Regions from separate parts of the Homo sapiens genome. Here region 1 is linked to region 2. The links are chromatin loops, found by intact Hi-C in ENCODE. Cell type or tissue: sigmoid colon. All regions are shown on one strand.

What was found. A loop is a pair of places that touch in the nucleus more often than their neighbours do. Peaks named below come from ENCODE experiments on the same cell type or tissue, not always from the same donor. Only the 100,000 strongest peaks of a DNase experiment are listed, where the experiment ranks them.
Region 1: a loop joins it to region 2, with 2.4 times the contacts of the local background. A loop is called at or near these places in 1 of 110 quality-filtered maps.

The regions. Positions count from the first base shown.
Region 1 is chr2:66,895,744-66,898,243 of GRCh38, forward strand. No RefSeq gene overlaps it. Among named protein-coding and RNA genes, the nearest start is that of LINC01799, 7.4 kb to the right of the region's middle. In sigmoid colon, no CTCF peak of the experiment used is centred here; DNase peaks (open chromatin) are centred at 1,538 and 2,098.
Region 2 is chr2:66,994,580-66,997,079 of GRCh38, forward strand. The region is part of intron 1 of LOC105374785 (a long non-coding RNA gene); the gene reads right to left. Among named protein-coding and RNA genes, the nearest start is that of LINC01628, 73 kb to the left of the region's middle. RefSeq lists an enhancer at 120-1,720. In sigmoid colon, no CTCF peak of the experiment used is centred here; a DNase peak (open chromatin) is centred at 1,222.

The DNA.
Region 1 (2,500 bases), 99 kb before region 2:
ATTTACTTAACTCCTAATGGGAGCCTGAATCTTTCTGGTTCCTGTGTCCACACTCTTTCCAATGAGCACTCTTTCATGTCCAAACTCTTTGAAGTAAGGGTCTATACTAAGAGACCTTTAGGTTAGCTAAGGGTGGTTCCAGGGTTAGAATTGTTATATGGCCAACCTCTGGTCAAGACACAGTTGAAAGTTTGTAAAGTTTGGGCAACTTGTGTTTGGTTCTTCTTTTTTTCTCTCTCTCTTTCCCCTTTCTTCATTCTTTGCCCACTTGAAGATCAAACTCTACTCCTGGCATCAGTATCTCCAGACTGCTTTCTAGATGCTCATGAGTTCCATAGCACCATATCTTATCAGAACAGTTCTCATGGACTCCTTCCTGACTTACTTGTCCCAAATTTCATTTTCTTAAGACTCTGCTCTCTGCTGGGTGGTGATGTGTGGTCATGGCTTTGCAGACACAGCAGCCTTCTGCTGGGTTAGTTAACTAGCCTTCCAAGAGACCAGACATTTTAACTGAGATACAAATCCACCCAAGAGCATTAGAGAGAGCTTGGAGTAATGCTGCAGATATCAGGCACTAGGGTCTTGAGGATTAAGTAGCAAGGTCACCTCTTTAACAGGGCTATCAACATTTTAATGGGGATTAAAGCCCTGAGCTCAAGTGGTAAAACTGATAAGACATTTCAGGATAGTGATTTTAAGAAGGGCAATAAAAGAACAACTAGGCCTTTCTGGGTCTCTTAAAATTTATCCTCTACTAGACCAAATTCTTCCTGATGATAAACCAATTTTTGATCAAGACAGTAAATGTCTGGGTGCATATGTCTAAGTTGGCTTAATTGGAACACACAAAAAAGGGAACTTTAATGTTTCAGTAATAAAGAATTCCAGCAGGACCAAAATAGCAACAACTATTTGTTAGTTAGACTAGGCTCCATGTGATCCCAGCCTCTGCATGATAAAGATATCAATGATTTCATTGTACTCAAAGAGTTTCTATTAATTAATCAATCATCCAATGCTTTCTGAGCACTTGCTGTGTCCAAGGCCTTGTGCTGGGGTGGAGATAAAGGGTCTTGCTAACATACGAAGGGCTTAAAGTAATTGAATATATTCACAAAACCATGTAATTTAATGTGAGGTTTTGCAGCAGGACATGGAATTGATATATGTATTATATACTCATTTATTAGTTTATTCATTTGACAAAATTTATATGAAGGCAGAATATTCCAGGTACCATGCTAGACCTTGGGAGATATCACTGAGAAACAGAGGCAGTCTGAACTCCAAGGGCCAATATTTTGATAAAGAACACAGGTACAGTATGATGCTTCCAGTAAAATGGGATTAGGACTATGAAAAATCAGTTATCCGGGCAAGTTTTACCATGAAAGCACACAGGTCGATGGCTAGACCTTGTCTTGAGGTGATAACAAAAGCATTCTGGAGGAGGAGATGCCCAAGGGAGACCTGGTGGATAAGGAGTGAGCCAGGCCAAATGTGGAGGGGAGGGGGCAAGAAGGAAGGAGGGAACAGCATGTACAAGGACTGGAAACAAGAGAGGCTGGCCAAGCGTGGGACAGTCAATAGCTCAGTATGGTAAGGAGTTAGAATTTAAGACATGCAAATTGTGGAGGATGTAAGTGGAGAGGGAAAGAAAGGCTGATTCATGAAGATAGTTGAATTCATGCCAGGGTGTTTAGATGTTATTTTGGGGACAATGGCAAATCACAGATGAATTTTAACTATGGCAGCCATTTCAATCATTATAATGTGGTATATATGGGAAAACAAAGTAATTTTGCTTCTCTGGAAAACATAGTAGGCTAACAGAAATGCCTGAAGCTAATAACCAAACTATCTTGAAGATTTTGACTTATCTGTGGTGGTAATTGTGGCATGAAGTGTTCAGAAGTGTTTTTTGTTCTTTCCATGGATCTCTCTTTAGTGAGATTCCTTAGGAAATAAATAAAAGACATTTTTGAATAAGAAGTTAGTAAAAGTCATAAAGGACTAGAGTTAGAGTAGATATTGTGCAGCTGTGTCTGGCTGAAGCCAGAAAGTGAAAATTAAGCAGCTGACACATATCTCCTTATAACTTTCATTGAGCAGACAACCTCCCCTCACCCCCACCACTCCTGTCTTACTCTATGTACATTTTTTAATGTGAAAACGATTAAAAAATGTTCTAAAGTTAATAAAATATACAACTTGACCTGGTTAATCTGAACCAGTTTGCAAACTCCCTTTATATTTGGATAAAAAAATAAACCTTCAGATTAACAAACTCTTGGCAAATTCCCTGCCTCTCATGTTAGTGAATTCTTTACTAGTTACATTTCCGGCTCCCCAGACATGGGGATGAATTAAGCCTGGAAAAACCAGGCAGGGCTGTAATTACATTAAGCATTTTTTTTTTTTTTGCAATAAGAAAAAGTGTGTCAGAGCATAAAGATATCCTTAAGGTGACATTTGCTTTGACCTGCCAAGTTTTGGA
Region 2 (2,500 bases):
TTTGATGGGCATTTGGCTCCCATCCACATTTTTGCCATTATGAATAAAACTGCTGTGAACATTCTTGGACAAGTCTTTTTTGTGAACATATACTTTTCATTTCTTCAAGGTAAGTACCCAGAAATGAAATGCTTGGGTCATAAAATATGTGTGCATTTGGCTTTGTAAGAGACTAGAAAGTAGTTCTCCACAGTGGTTGTACCACTTTACACTCCTACCAGCAGTGTCACAGTGTGTGAGAGAATTCTAGTTGTTTTGCATTTGGTGTTGATGGTCTTTTTAATTTTAGCCATTCCAGTGTAGTGATAACTCATTGTGGTTTTAATTTGCACATCCTTGATGACAATCCATGTTGAGTCTCTCAGCACAAACATGTTTTCTTTTAATCTTTTACTGAATCTCATTTCCACCTTTAAAATACAATCTGCCTTTGAATCTAAGAAACATTTCGTTTACAACCTCACCACATGATGGAATTTCAGCTTGATTCTTACTTGCTCTTTTAGATTATGCTTACCTCCCACAATTATTCCTGAGAATTTTGGTTCTGAGTATCTGAGCATGGGCTGGCAGACATAGTAACAATATTTTCTCATGAAATAATGCTCAGTTCTTTCTCTGATGGTATTTAAATTTGCCATCCCAGGCTCTTGTACTCAAATATATTGATAGTGTCCCATGTGTGTTCCCTGACACTTGGGTGTAATTGTGGTGAACTTTGAATTCCCATCTTAAGGTCAGTTATTAACTATTGATGGATTCTCCTTTTCTCCACTTAATGCTAAAGTATTCATACTAACCAAGACAGATGGGAATGGCTAAGGAGTTTTTCAATGCCATTGCTGTGTAAGCTGTCTTTTGCTTCCCTCATGTGAGAAACTCAAAGCTCTTTTGTAGAGAAGATCATTTATTCAAGGTAAAGGGGAAAAAAAAGGAAAAGAAAGAAAGCTCCCGCATATATTCTGAAAACCCCCCAGTTTTCAAAGCCCCATATACTTTTGCTGGAACAGAGTTTTCTGGTCATTAAGGAGGAGAAAATGGCATCTTTGACAACAATCTTGGCTGACCCACTTTGGAGCCAAATGGGATCCAGGTGTAAGAAGGATGGCCAGGACTTCAACATCCCGGACAAGACACCCTGACAAACAACGGCACCGTTTTTGGATTTCCCAGGAGGCAGAAGAGTGCCCTGTGAGATTTATAAACACATCCACAATAAATGGGAGGCTGAAGTTTAAACTGTTATGGAGCCTCCTGTGCTGTGCTGCCAAGGTCTCCTGTGATTTAGAGAGGTGACATTTACTGTGTGCAGACCTATTATTCAGAGTGACTGTGTATAGACAATATTTTAAAATGGCTTGCTGTAGATGAAAAATTCTTATTAAGTCAGAAAAACAGTTTAAGTAGGTAACACTCTCTCAGTTTAGTCTGCTATAAGTCTTACTGTCTTGCCACATGGAAAGTGCTTGGGGTGGGAGGTAGTGACACCTCACAGGTGCTGGCTAAAATACTATTTCCGGAGCAAACAGAATCAAGGCATCAGCTGGGACCAAGGCACTAATTGCACATCTGAAGTTAAACTCGGAGGCATTTTTTTCAGGTTTCTTCCCTTCAATGCAGTTTTCCTTTAGTACTGATGCAATGCCATGGTTCAACAAATAGTGCATGGTAGAAAGAACACTGAGAGTCTAGAAACTAGGGAAGTAGGTTCTGCCACACTCTAGTAGTGTGTTCTCATAGATGTTCATTAACTACCATGATCCTTGGTTTCTCTAATCTGCAAAATTTAAGGATTGGGTAAGGTAATTTCTAAAATCTCTACAAGACATGTCTCTTTTTTGTTGCCTACTTTTAGAGAGGAGTGCCTGCCAGCCTCTGGTGGCTGTATAGTACTTTATGGGCCAGCAAGAGCATTTCTACATCATCACTTTTTCTCATTTAAACTCCATGTAGTCCTGAGAAGGAGGCAGAGAAATTATTGTTGTGCCATTTCTTCAAGTGAGAAAACTGAGGCTCAGAGAGGTTAGGTGACATGGCCAAGATCACATGGCTGGAAAACCCCCCCAACCCCACAGTTCGCCTCTTAGTCCAAGACTCTGTGTCATCACGTTTCTTATACTTCTGCCTGCCATAAGATCTCTGGAAATGGTTGCATGTGGTTCACCAGGAGAAAATAATTGCTGCAATAGAGATATGAATGGAGAGGGGTAAGAGGACAGACATAGACCCTCTTTTCAGAAATCTTCCAGGACAGACTGAAATGTTTCTGCCTAATCAAACTCTACCTATTGTTCCTTTCATTTTAGATTCAGAAGGTACATATGTAGGTTTGTTACATGAGTATATTGTCCAATGCTGGGGTTTGGGCTTCTATTTACCCATCACCCATATAGTGAGCATAGTAACCAATAGGTAGTTTTTCAATCCTTGCCTCCCTCACTCCCTCCCCTATTTTTGAGTCCCCAGTGTCAATTGTCTCCATCTTTATGCTCATGATACC